2 separate regions of the Homo sapiens genome follow, and region 2 is linked to region 1. The links are chromatin contacts, found by Hi-C or POLR2A ChIA-PET in ENCODE. All regions are on one chromosome and are shown on one strand. Each heading gives the region's core, a stretch centred on a gene start or an enhancer-like site at or near the end of the contact. The rest is flanking DNA. Distances are from core to core; before and after follow the strand shown. Region 1 overlaps ARID4B (AT-rich interaction domain 4B). Region 2 overlaps ARID4B (AT-rich interaction domain 4B).

Region 1 (7,352 bases), core at 2,442-4,941:
AACCTCACATCTAAAGTGGAAATTTGTACTGTCTTAGTATGGAAAGGGATTTCCCCACCTGAATTAAATAAATAAAAGTATGACAAAATAATAGAAAAAAACACCAAGTCAAGATAAAAAGCAGTGTTAATCATTATTAATTATAAACTTCATAAGCAATTTTATCAATATTTACCTACTTTATGAATTTTATATAATCTCAATTTATATGTATTTTAATCTGACTATCTAAAACAAGATATATGAAAATAACAACTGATCACAATTAATACTTTTAATCATGTATCTACAATAAAATGAAACAAAAAAGTAGTATATTATTCAAAAATAAAATTCCTGCCGGGTGCAGTGGCTCACATCTGTAAGACTAACATTTTGGGAGGCCAAGGCAGGCGGATCATGACGTCAGGATTTCAAGACCAGCCTGGCCAGCATGGTGAAACCTCATCTCTCCTAAAAATACAAAAATTAGCCGGGCATGGTGGCACACGCCTGTAGTCCCAGCTACTCGGGAGGCTGAGGCAGGAGAATTGCTTGAACCCAGAAGGCGGAGGTTGCAGTGAGCCAAGATCATGCCACTGCACTCTAGCCTGGGTGACGGAGCGAAACTCCGCTTCAAAATAAAATAAAATAAAATGAAATTCCTAAGTATGATATAAACATTTCATATTTCTACTTCATATAACACTTAAATCTACATCAGAGAGACAGCGATGGTATTCCTCACACTTAAGAATATAACAGCAGAATGACAGAACCATAAATATTATAGCATAGTCATATTTAAGAGTTGACATAAACAGCTCAACGGAATGGTATAGTAATTATATCAATAGGTTTTCCTAAGCAATGTAACGCTATAAAATGAAACGGAAGTATAGGTCTTTAGGCAGAGGTAATATGTAATAATAAGAACACTAATACAGCATTTTACCAAAGCGTACAAAGACAACTGCAAATGGTTAACTGTGCCATTAATTGCATATTGTAATGCAGATGCTAAGTTTTTTAAATTCCCCAAAAGTGTACTTTGTTAATATTTGATAAATGTATGGAATTAGTTATTTGTGCGTACTTAGACAAAAATATCAATGTACCTGCCAATCTACGAAACTACTGAATGAAACAGGTCCAAGTTTAGTAAACATTCTAAGATGAATACACAAAGAAAAATTAAAGCCCATTTGAGTACAACACATAACTGAATTATCATCTTTTTTTCATGAAGGAAATGTTTATGTTCATTTGTACTCAAAATCTATGGTTAACTCAAAAGCCACTCTCTTTTAATACAAACTTACAGATAATGGAAACCACTGTCAAATGGTCATTTTATAGGCCTCTGACTTCTGTACTATAGAAACAACGCAGACAACTTCCCAGGGTACCTTGCTTTCTATCATTACCAGGACAATTATTTCAAAGAAAATGAGTAGAACAACTTTGTACTCTATTTCAATATTCCTAAATCCAATGGCATACACAACTCAAGTACAGCAGGGATCAGATTACATGGAAATAAGAAAGAAAAAAAATGAAGGACACAAAACATTTTAGAGCAGGAAAGAACAAAGAAATTAAGCTGAAAAGTGACTTAAAAATTTTTTAAGGACAAAAGGAGACTAAGAATAGCTAAAAAGTAACAGAAAATTAATATTTCCAATCAAATTCATTCCAGTCTCTCAGTCTCGACTCCATTTTGTTTGCTAAGAGATGAGCTCTTTATGTAACCCAAAGAGGTCACATATATCATATACAAATATGAACTCAGATTAGAACAACAATGTAAACATTACAGCTAAAACTATAAAGTTCTTAGAAGAAAACATAAAGGAAAATTTTCAGAACACTGGATTTGGCAATGTTTCTTTGGAAATAACATCAAAAGCAGAGGCAACAAAAGAAACATTTGCAATCATGTATCTGATAAGGGAATAACATCTAGAATATATGAAGAACTATAATTCAACAACAACAAAACAACTGACCAATTCAAAAATGGCAAAAACTTGAAGGGACGTTCCTCTAAAGAAGATATACAAATGGCTAATAAGTACATGAAAAAATGTTCAACTCTACATTTCAAGTACATGAAAAAATGTTGCATTAGGAAAATGCAAATCAAAAAAGCACAATGAGATAAACAGAGAATAACAAGTGTTGACAAGGCTGCAGAGAACCTGGAACCCTAACACATTGCTGGTGAGAATGTAAAACGGTGTCGTCTCTGTGGAAAAGTTTGACAGTTCCTTAGAATGTGAAACACAGAGTTATATATAAATGAGGTGAGAAGCAGCTCCAGTGAGAGGGTCAAGCCATATCTGTCCCAATCCCCTATTATAGGTATCACTTTAAAAAACCAGTGGCTTTTATTTGGATTTTACCTTCTGCTCTACTTCCATTTTGTTGTCAGGAGGTCCAATTTAGTTCAACATTCATTTAGTACTTATCATATGCCAAATGAATACTTTTCTAGATGTGGTAAGGGATATTAGGAGAATAGATATGAAACAGAAATTTTTTTCATATTTTAAAATTAAGTTCACTTTTGTAATAATACATAACGTAGTCCTAATGTAGAAAGCTTGAACGATGAAGAAAAAAAGAAAAGGAGGGGGAGGAGAGTTGAAGGGAAAGAATTTACCCAGAGTCCTAGGTGAAAGTTATATTCCAGATCAAATTCCTTTGGCTCGGAAAAATAATTTAGAAAAATTCAATATCAGAATTGTGACTCAAGTTAGGATTGGAAAAATAGGAACAGAAACCAAAAAAATGTTAAATGGATATCAGAAAGAAATAGGGGAAAAATTAGAAGGGAGAAAACACATAAAGATGAGGAAGACAGAAAAGATAATTGAGGAGTGGTTTCTTAATTTTGAGAAAGGAAGAAAAGGAAAATAAACAAGAAAAATGGTTGTAGCTGGAGCAGCTGGAGCCCAAGCAAAGCATATCACGGAAGGAGTGATCAACTGACTGTAAAGCCACTGATAAGGTACGTAAGAGGGCAAGAAAAGCAGGAGGAATTTATCTACAAAGGGTCACTAGTGTTCCTGGTAAGCACAGTTGTGGAGACACAGTGAACAAAAGGCTGATGAGAGTGGATTTACACAGAAAAAGGAGAGAAACTGAGTAACAAGTGTAGGTAACTTTCAAACAGTTCTGCTGAATGAAAATGGAGCGAAGAAATGTCACAGTAGAAGTCAGGCTCCAGAAAAGATTTTCCTTGAGATGTGACAAATAACCACAGATCTGTAAGTAGTGGGAATGACTCAGAACAGAGCAAGAAAATGGGCCATGTCTTTGATCAGTCAAGAAGGGATGCTTATGAAGACTGGCTTCAGACAGTAGCATGACTGTATATCTATGGCTAAAGATGAAAACACAGAGAATGTGGCAGCAAACGCAGTTAGGTAGGCAGATCTTATGAAGTGTGTAGAAATGTTTTTCTTGTTTCTATCTCTCAGTAGGTACAAAGCAAGGTCACCAGCTGAAAATGAGGATAGGGAAGAGATGTTGGGGATGTGAAGACATAAGCAGCAGTATGAAATAGTCTTCTAAGAAAGTAGGAAAGTGAATGGAAGAAGGACATAGAGAATTAAGGACCCACTTGAGGTTCACAGTAATGAATTTAAAATAAGAACAGTCATTGTGGTTGCTTGCTTTACTCCAACCACGATCGGCTGCACAGGTGCAGGCAAGGAGCTGGAGGGTTAGATTTAATCAAGGTTCTTGTGGTTTTGTCAGATGAGTACTATAAAGCAAAAGGAGAGAAAAAGAACAGCTTGAGTCAAAAGAAGTGATTATAATAATAATGCCAGGGAATGTAAGCAATATCAAGGGAAGACTGAGTGCATTAACTGGGGTGAAGAGGTAAGGGGTGGTAGGATCAATACCTTAATAAAGAATTTATTATTATTATGAATTCCTTAATAAGGACCACTTCTTGGTATCTTTGGTGACAAGCACAGTATTTGGCACATAGTGGGTATTCAACTTATGTTTGGAAAATAAAGGAATAAAGTGTGATAAAAAGCAACTGAATGATGGCAAAAAATAGGATTGAGCCTACTCATTTGTGAAAGCCTTTTACCAGGTTTTTTCATCCCCTAACTCATTCCCTCCTAAGAGGATTTAATTTGTTTGGCGAAAATATTTTTTAAATGTAACACATTTTTAATTTCAAATAATATATTTAGCATAATTTAGCTTATTTTCAGTTCTCTGTAACTGTTAACATGCACTAGAACTGTTGTGGCTTATTTAAGAGTTTTACAACTGAAGTTTTACAGTGTCTCTTTTACTTTTGGGTTCCCATTAATGCAGCTGGTGATCTTCAACATACAAAAAATTATTCTCTAACTAAATTTGCAACTCTTTGATTACAGAAAGCCAAGTTGGAAATGAGCGAGAAAATTCAATCAGTATTGATACACTATTACAAAATATTGATGTATTTTAAATTCCATGCCAATTAGTCTAGATAGTTTCACTCAGTTGTTACTAAACAAAGAAATCCAACACACTCAACTAGTTTACGGCATGTTAATTTCAATGTGTACCCTTACTTTCAAAAATCAATCCCATATTTACGACACGACTTAGAAACTTGAGAGTGAAAGGGATCAATTAGATAATTATGCTAAGATTCTCTATAAAATATTAACATCACTAAGAAAAGTTAAATAGAGAGCCTACTATTAAAAACTACTTAAGCAGAACTAAATTTTTTTTAAATGTAGGGAGACATTTTAAAAGACTAAAAGAGAACACACTATAATATTAGTAATTTTATTATTATTTTTTTTCTATTTTTTTGAGATGGAGTTTCGCTCTTGTTGCCCAGGCTGGAGTGCAATGGCGCAATCTCGGCTCACCGCAACCTCCGTCTCCCAGGTTCGAGCGATTCTCCTGCCTCACCCTACCTAGTAGCTGGGATTATAGGCATGTGCCTCCATGCCTGGCTAATTTTGTGTTTTTTTTTAGTAGAGATGGGGTTTCTTCATGTTGGTCAGGCTGGTCTCGAACTGGTCTCGAACTCCCAACCTCAGGTGATCCGCCCACCTCGGCCTCCCAAAGTGCTGGGATTACAGGCGTGAGCCACCGTGCCCGGCCGGCCAGCAATAATTTTATCTTTCTACTTTTATGTATTTTTCTAAATTGTTATTTTTAGAAGAGTTTAAAAAATAATTTATGAGCATACTCCAAACATGCCTAGTGCTTGGTGACATAGTAAGTAATATAGTGCTAGACAATAGTTTTAGATACTGTCACTGCATCAGAAAAATTCTGTAAGAGTATTATAATATTTGTGGTTAAAGAGTTCAAGCCCTTTCCAGTAAATGTGGTGTGAACATGTTAAAATATGACTTTTTTTCATCACAACAGTAGAAAACAAACTTGCCCAAATGTTAACCTTTGTATAACAAAAATCAACATTTTCAGCTGTGAAATAGGGACATACATGAAAATTATATTAAAGATTTATACAGGTCGGGCGCAGTGGCTCACGCCTATAATCCCACCACTTACGGGGGCAGAGGTGGATCACCTGAGGTCAGGCGTTTGAGACCAGTCTGGTCAACATGGTGAAACCCCATCTCTACTAAAAATACAAAAATTTGCTGGGCATGGTGGCATGTGCCTACAATCCCAGCTACTTGGGAGGCTGAGACAGGGGAATCTTTTGAACCTGGGAGGCGGAGGTGACAGTGAGATGATATCACGGCGCTGCACTCCAGCCTAGACAACAAGAGCAAAACCTCATCTCAAAAACAAACAACAAACAAACAAACAGCATTTTAGTTAGAAAAAAAAGAAAAATGTAAAAATTAACAAGAAAATTGATTTTTTTGTTTTTTGTTTTGTTTTTTTTTTTTTGAGATGGAGTCTTGCTCTGTCACCCAGGCTGGAGTGCAATGGTGTGATCTTGGTTCACTGCAACCTCTGTGCCCCTGGATCAAGTCATTCTCATGCCTCAGCCTCCCAAGTAGATCGGATTACAGGCACCTGCCACCATGTCTGGCTAATTTTTGTATTTTTAGTAGAGATGAGGTTTCGCCATGTTGGCCAGGCTGGTTTCGAACTCCTGACCTCAGGTGATCTGCCCGCCTCGGCCTCCCAAAGTGCTGGGATTATGGGCATGAGCTACCCGTGCCTGGCCTAAAAACAGTATTTTTAAACAAAAAGACAGACACTCTTACATTATTTGAGAAAATCTCTTTACCGGAAAAACATGTTTCATGGCCAGGAGCATTGGTTCATGTCTATAATCCCAGCACTTTTGGAAGCCAAGGCAGGAGGACTGCTTGAGCCCAGGAGTTTGAAACCAGCTTGGGCAACATAGTGAGACCCCATCTCTACAAAAGATAAAAAATTAGCCAGGTGTGGTGATGCACACCTAGAGTCCCACCTATTCCAGAGGCTGAGGTGGGAGGATCACTCGAGCCCAAGAAGTCGAGGCTGGAGAGCCATGATTGCACCACTGCACTCCAGCCTGGGTGACAGAACAAGGTCCTGTCTGTCTCTCTCTTTTTTTTTAATCTGAAATACTTGTTTCAGATTAAAAAAACCATGGAAATAGGTCCACACAAATCTCCCAAACTGCTTGTCATGAATGACTACCACTGAAGATAAAACTATTTTCATGAACCTCCACGCATAAATCTTCATTTCCAATTTCACATCTGTTAAGTATAAATTTAGAGATCAAGCTGAAGACCCTAAAAATAAAAGAAAAATTGTCATACAGCTGATGAGGATTTGTTGCAGTCCTTATTAAATTAGCTTCAGAACTGGAGGAGCCGCAAAAATAAAAATTATTGCTTATTTATCAATAAGACAGACTGATTATTGCAGAAAGAAATAAAATAGTTATGTTAACTCTAAGAAGATTAACTGCTTAATCTACTGAAGTACATTTGTTTTCTCCATGATGTTGGAGTGTATAGAGATCCATCCTACAGGTCTTCATCAAGATGTTAAGTTTTCTTCTTTTGAAAGTTCATAGCATACAAGCACTTGAGTTCTCAGAAATAGATGGCAACGTTCACAGTAACACAAGCATGTCTTGTTGAACTAGGTCGCATTTTCCTCCCTATATTATTAAAAACTTGAATGCCTCAATTTAAATTCTTTCCTTTCCCTTCCTGCTATTTAAAAACTAAATTACTAGAGATTCTTTCTACCATCTAAAATCAAAATACTCCTGGAATTCTCTTTCTTTTAGTCAATCTTTTCTTAACAAAACAAAGCTATATCTTAATTGTAAAACAGTTTCATGAATGACTCAGTTCTTATATCTACTAAGCCTTTTTTGTTTAAAGAGCCAATTAATAGAAAATAAGCCTTGGCCG
Region 2 (7,352 bases), core at 2,342-4,841, 69 kb after region 1:
GTCTTATTCACCTATGAATGCCCTGGTCCTAGAATAGCACCTACATATAGAAGAAATTCATGAGATAATTGTTAACACAAAAAAGATTAGACATTAGTTAAGCCCTGCTAAATGAGATTCCTCTTAAGTTGAATATTATTTATATTTCAAAAATACCTTATAATCAGAAGCGTCTTATATAAACAGGTGAAAAAGCATGAGCTATGGAATCAATATCTGAGATCAAACTTTAGGTTCATAACTTACTAGATCCATCATCCTTGGGAAAAATTATTTAACTTATCTGAGCATAGCTTCACATTTGTAAAGTGTAGTTTATCATACTAATAAAACATATGTTCACTTTTATATTATACATTTATTACATATTATAATTAAATATAAATTACATATTAAATACATACAATACCAATGTGGCCTATTACACATAAAATCACATGTAATAAGCACTCAATATAAATAAATGTCTATATTAATTTATTATTACCATTCTTTTTAAAGAAGATTTTGTACTTAACAATCAGATCACGTAGAAATTAGTGACAGAAGCAGTTCAAGAATAGGTATGAGCAGCTAAGCAGCTAAGCTTATGAGTACAGGACTACAGAGAAGAATGATAGGGGCATTGGTAGCAAATATCCACAAGTGGCAATTTTGTTTGGGTAAGCCAGGTGATTTTCCAGATACTCTGGAGAAATGTTTTCTGAAATCTCAAGTTCCTGGCAGTTATATTTACAGGCTAGAGTGCAGTGGCGCAATCTTGGCTCACTGCAACCTCTGCCTCCCAGGTTCAAGTGATTCTCCTGCCTCAGCCTTCCAAGTAGCTGGGACTACAGGCGTGCACCACCCCACCCAGCTAATTTCATGTGTGTGTATTTTTATAGAGACGAGTTTTCACCATGTTGGCCAGGCTGGTCTCGAACTCCTGACCTCAGATGATCCGCCAGCCTTGGCCTCCCAAAGTGCTAGGACTACAAGCATGAGCCACCGCACTCAGCCTACACAGCTGTTCTTAAACTTAAAAAAAGTAAATTATCTCTCCTTTACAGAGATGATGGTTTATTTTTATGTTACTGAAATTCATACAAACATAAAGTTACCATATTTCATCTAATTTAAGTCACTAATTGTAAACCACACCTACCACTAAAAAAGAAAAAAGCTGCCAATTAAACTACGATATACCATCAATTGACTGCTAAATGCATCCTGATTTCAGAGATGTTAAAATGTAGAAAATGTATACTTGTACCTGATAAAATGTAGTCATATAGTAGCTAAGAATTATTTATTCTTACGGAACTGTACAAGTATAAAACCAAATCTGCAAACTAAATTCCACAAACCAACAAAATCAATGAAATTCAAGTAAGAACATTAATTCAATATGATGGATGATATTCTGCTACAACTACACACTCAAAACACAAATATGGCACAGACTACTTTGGACTAGCATGCTTTTAATATTGAGCACAGTGTAACGAATCAATTCTCCCACCACTTTTCCCTATGTAAACTAGTACAAAACCTTTGCTGGAGAGATCAATGTTGCCTCATGATGTAGGAACATATCACTTACTGTGAACTCCATCTCCGTTGTTTTATAATCAAACCTGCAACAAGCGAAGTAATACTACTCACTATGAACGCTGGTTGTAAAACATAAAAAGTAATTGCAGAAACTGAAATTATACTAGTTTGGTGCAAAACTAATTGTGGTCTTTGCCATTAAAAGTAATTGCATGCCAGGCACAGTGGCTCACACCTGTAATCCCAGCACTTTGGGAGGCCAAGGCAGGTGGATCACCTGAGCTCAAGAGTTCAAGACCACTCTGGGCAACATGGTGAAATACAAAAAAGCTACTAAAATACAAAAAAAAAAAATTAGCTGGGCGTGGTGGTGGCTTGGGAGGCTACTTGGGAGGTTGAGGCAGAGAGAATCACTTGAGCCCGGGAGGTGGAGGTTGCAGTGAGCTGAGATTACACCACTGCACTCCAGCCTGGGTGACAGTGAGACTCCGACTCAAAAATAATAAATAAATAAATAAAAATAAAAGTAATTGCAAAACCACAATTACTTTTGCACCAACCTAATAGTTCTCTGCTATCCAGATGTACAAATGACCCAGAAAATGTTTATATTAAATCTTTTTAGCTCTCTGTATGAAATGAAATGGAAGAAACTCAAGATAAAACAATAATAAAGTATATACCTTTTGAATTTAGTGTCATTTGCATGTATTACTTGATAAAAATAATCAATTAAAAATGTAATTTTTTATTCTACACAGAGAACTTGCAAACTAGGCCAAAGAGAATTTCGGAGAAGTCCAGTTTGATATACACTCACATAGAGGTAAAAGGATATAGAAGAATAAGGCCATAATTTGTGTAAAGAATATCTCAACTCAGCTATGGCTACGATCTGCAACCTATTAGTTGACTGATTTTTACTCCCTGATTCTCAGTTTCTCCACTTCTAAAAAGAGGGTAAATAATACCTTCTGCCTTAAAAACACTCTATATATAAATGTTAAGTCTGCTGCAGACTTATCTTTGAATTATGATTATCATGTGCTAAATCAAATGCATACTAAAAACAGGCACAATGGTAAGAGTAGGAAAATCCAACACTAGGCCTAATTTTGTGTGTGTGTGTGTGTGTGTGTGTGTGTGCACGCGCGCAGACCGCTCTGCCTATTCAATGACTATGCACATATGAGGGACCCAACAAATCATATTTTAATAAGTAAAATAAGGACAAACTATCTTACAGATGACCAAATTTTTACGACAAAGAAGCCCACACAGCTTTACAAAGACTAAGTCACTAACATGACAAGTATCAATTACAAGTTATTTCTCTTAACAAAGAGATATGTTCTGGCAATATGCTTTGCCAACAAGTAATTCATTAGACTGCTAGCCACCTGATCCAAACTGGGCCGATCGGTTTTACTCTGCTATGAAGTTAAAGCTAGGTTAACCAATTAGCCGGTAGAGAAAGGATGTGATGCAGCCTATGGTAGCCATTTTCTGGCATGCACAGGGAGAAGTAGAGAAAACCAGTCTGCTGAGAGGAAGTAAGAAATAAAACAGATGCAGAGGGGGAAAAAGTGCACATAAGAAACTGTGGGTTCTCTGAGTGACTGAGAGAATAGCTAGCCTTAGTTCCTGCTAGCTTTCCAACTGCCTCCTCAAGCCAAACTGGAGTTCCCCTCTTTGGGTACCATGAGATGCTCTGTACCCTTATAATAGATTCTCTTTTCTGCTTTTCATCACCTGAAATGGGTTCTATTACCCATAACCAAAATAGCTTTAATTAAACCCATCAGATGCCTATTATCAAAATAGAAATAATATCAAATACAGTTACAATTCCACAAACATTAATTGAGCACCCACAATGCCCTGGGATATTCAGAACTTAGATCACATCTAGACAAATATTAAACCAATTCCAGTTTACATTTTTAAGCTAAACTGTCAAAATATACAAAAATCCTGGGCTGGGCACAGTGGCTCACGCCTGTAATCCCAACACGCTGGAAGGCCAAGGTGGGAGGACTGCTTGAGCCCAGGAGTTCAAGACCAGCCGGGACAACACGGCAAAACCTCATCTCTACAAAATATCAAAAACTTAGCCAGGCGTGGTAGCACACACCTGTGGCTCCTAGCTAGTGAGGGGGCTGAGGCAGAAGGATCACTTGAGCCTGGGGAGTAGAGGCTGCAGCAAGCTGTGATCACACCATTGCACTCCAGCCTAGGTGACAGACAGAGACTTTCAAAAAAAGAAAAAAAATCTTGACCAGTAAGAAATAATGAAATGTGAACATACGAAGCAAAAAAAAAAAAAAAAAGATTTTTTTTTTGAAAAGCTATTTGAGGTCATCAGATCATTATTATAACATTAGTAGCATTAGCAAACTAACGCTAATTAGTAGCATTAGCAAACATTAGTAAGATATAACCTCTGGCTATCAATTTTTAAAAATCAGCTTTTAAGCCCTTACCAGATGCGTCTGGCCCTACAATCTTATTAAAAATATATTTACACTTTTTAAAAAACAATAGTTTACATCTTCAACAGACTCTTACATTTCTACTCATATTTTTCAAAGTTATAAACTTCTTATCAAATAAAAAGAAAAAATAAAGCAAGAATACTAATTGTCATGGTGGTGCACATCTGTAGTCCTAGCTACTTGTGAGGCTGAGGCAGTAGGATTGCTTGAGCCCAGAAGTTCAAGGCTGTATTGAGCTATGATCACACCACTGCACTCCAGTCTGGGAGACACAGCAAGACCCTGTCTCTTTAAAAAAGGAAAGAAAGAAATTACAAGTTATTTCTCTTAAAAAAGAGATGTTGGCCAGGCGCGGTGGCTCATGCCTATAATCCCAGCACTTTGGGAGGCCGAAGCAGGGGGGATCACCTGAAGTCAGGAGTTTGAGACCAGCCTGGCCAACATGGTGAAACCTCATCTCTACTAAAAATACAAAAAATTAGCTGGGAGTGGTAGCGGGTGCCTGTAATCCCAGCTACTCGGGAGGCTGAGGCAGGAGAATCGCTTGAACCCGGGAGGTGGAGATTGCAGTGAGTCGAGATTGTGCACTGCAATCAAGCCTAGGTGATGGAGCAAAACACCATCTCCGAAAAAAAAAAAAAAAAGATATGTTCTGGCAATATGCTTTTGCCAAGAAAAACCCTGAGCAACAAAGGAAGACATGGCTCTATAAAAAATAAAAAAATTATCTGGGCTCAGTGGCACACGCCTATGGTCCCAACCATTCAGGGGGCTGAGGTGAGAAGATCACTTGAGCTCAGGAGGCCAAAGGTGCAACAAGACATGATCGTGCCACTGCACTTCAGTTTGGGTGGCAGAGAGAGACTCTCTCTCTAAAATTTAAAAAAGATTTTAGAGGCTGGGTGCAGTGTAATCCCAGCACTATGGGAGGCTGAGAAGGGTAGATCACCTGAGGTCAGAAGTTCAAGACCAGCCTGACCAACATAGTGAAACCCGGTCTCTACTAAAAATACAAAATTAGCCTGGCATGGTGGCGCACGCCTGTAATCCCAGCTACTCGGGAGGCTGAGGCAGGAGAATGGCGTGAACCCGGGAGGCGGAGCTTGCAGTGAGCCGAGATCCCGCCACTGCACTCCAGCCTGGGCGACAGCGAGACTCCGTCTCAAAAAAAAAAAAAAATAATAATAATAATGTAAATGAGACCATTTTTAATGCCTTATATTGTGTGTGTGTGTGTGTGTGTGTGTGTGTGTGTGTGTGTGTGTGTGTTTCATTGGTTTTGTTTTACATTTTTCTCCTGATGACCTTGCCCAGCATCTTTCAGGATTTTAATGGTGGCACTAAATGGCTTTTCTTGGCCATTCCTTCCATACTACCTCACACTAAATGGAGATTCTATTAGTTGCTGAGGATATCTATTCCAACTATTCACTTAGGACCATAAGAAACAATTTCAAGATGAGTGTAAGGAAACATATTTAAGTCAAAACTCTATCAAAATGCTATTTCCTGACTCTCCATATGCACCTACTCTTACTGGTAGGTCACAGTGGTATTCTTTTGAGTCACCAGTAATTAATGGTTAAGTCAGAGCCAAAATCAGATTTTAAAACCTGAGTATTATTCCCCTATCCCACTGCACAGCTATTTAAGTAAATGTACACACACAAAGTATCATTAGCAAAGGCAAGTAGAAAGGGCCATGCTACATACAGGGGTATGTAACAGGCCTTCCAGGATACTCGGTCTTGCCTTCTTTCAATGGCCTCTCAGAACTAAACAGACTCAATTTCAAAGCATTCAATAGAATAGTTTATATTAGATTATCATCAGACCTGGAGTTTTAAAAAACTATACCAATCAAATAAGTTACTAGGTTACTTATCTACCTAGGGATCTCAATGCACATGCAAACATTTTCAGAATTTCATTATCAAACATGCCCTCCTACCTAAATGTGTTAACCATGCCCACCTAGCCTCCGTTCTGCTGGAATTTTCTGATCCCCACTGAGATCATGAAAAACATTTCATGGCATCCCCTCCTATAAGCATTCCCAGTGGGACAGAAAAGCCAATAAATCCCTTAAAATAGTCTAGCATTTCCCTTGCCAATCCATTTTCCCTAAGAAAATGGTGAAGAGAGAATCTACTAGACTGTGATTACCCAAGGGAGATGATAAATTCCAGGTGATATGAGGAAGATTAACTGAGCACACACAAAAAATAGTGAACTGTTAATTTACTTATCTTAAAAACAGATAAGAAATAAACTTTACTAGTAAGTATTTCTTATGTTGATCTACAAAAGCAACACACCTTGTGAACACACACATTCTGAGGGAAAAGTGGCAGCTGCACAACACAGCAGGGTTGACAATGAAGTCTTCAATTGTCCTACCACTTTTGGCACACTGTATTTGGTATTCCTGTACATGGGAATTTTACAGATTACATTTTTCTTGTTTACATAAGTTTGTGGATTGTATTATAAACTAGAAAAGTGGTTCCCAAAGTATGCTCCCAGGACCAACACCATCAGCAACATCTGAAAATTTGTTTTTTTGAGACAGGGTCTCACTCACTCTGTCACCCAGGCTGGAAATCCTAACTCACTGCAGCCTCCACCTCCCAGGCTGAAGTGGTCCACCCACCTCAGCCTCCCAAAGTGCTGGGATTACAGCAAAGTGCATACAGCGCCAAGCCAACACCTGGAAATTTGTTAGAAATGCAAATTCCCAGGCACCGCTCCAGACATTCCGAATTAGAAACTCTCCGGGAGGGAAACAGCATTTTGTGTCTTAACAAGCCCTCCAGGACACTCTGATGCACCCCCCACCCCCGGCAAGACTGAGAAACACTGACCCAGAGGTTATTCCTCTAGGTCTTAAGTAGATATTTGTAATAGATATGCTCAGAAACTAACAGAATCTCCATTTAGTTTCCTGAACCACGTAGTATGAGGTATTCTGGTAGGAATCAAAATCTGAAAGCCATTTTGGAAATTTCAGAAGTCATTAAAGACCTGAAAGATATCAGGATAGTGATAATGAAAACAATGTAACATACACACAAAATAAAATACGGCCATAAAGGCAGACCAATTTAAAATAATACATTATTTAAAAATTGAGAGGACTCTAGCAAAGAAATCAGCAATTGAGATAAAATAATCAACGCAAACAACTAAAGAATTAGTAAATAAAAAGCTAATCTTCTATGCAGAAAAAAGTTAACAGCAGACCTGAGATGGCTTTCCTTAGAAAGGGCTGCTTGCAAAGCTGGCCCTTGGCTAAGAACTCACAGGAACCTGGATTTAGGGAGG

The links. Hi-C counts contacts between places; a loop is a spot of excess contacts on that map. ChIA-PET counts read pairs that join two places held with the same protein, here RNA polymerase II (POLR2A). Pooled maps may share reads with other maps.
Region 2: a loop to region 1 is called in a pooled map, with 2.1 times the contacts of the local background. The contact joins two enhancer-like sites. A Hi-C loop is called at or near these places in 1 of 168 maps with a recorded cell type or tissue (posterior vena cava) and 2 of 50 pooled maps. POLR2A ChIA-PET finds 5 or more read pairs at or near these places in 4 of 52 experiments (T-cell, activated CD4-positive, alpha-beta T cell, activated T-cell and 1 more).

The regions. Positions count from the first base shown.
Region 1 is chr1:235,203,705-235,211,056 of GRCh38, forward strand. All of the region lies in intron 17 of ARID4B (AT-rich interaction domain 4B), which reads right to left. Among named protein-coding and RNA genes, the nearest start is that of MIR4753, 17 kb to the left of the region's middle. Within about 2 kb of position 3,692, at least 2 of the 41 ENCODE cell types and tissues checked have a DNase peak (open chromatin) inside an H3K27ac peak, as active enhancers do.
Region 2 is chr1:235,272,345-235,279,696 of GRCh38, forward strand. The region is part of intron 2 of ARID4B (AT-rich interaction domain 4B); the gene reads right to left. Among named protein-coding and RNA genes, the nearest start is that of ARID4B, 52 kb to the right of the region's middle. Within about 2 kb of position 3,592, at least 7 of the 41 ENCODE cell types and tissues checked have a DNase peak (open chromatin) inside an H3K27ac peak, as active enhancers do.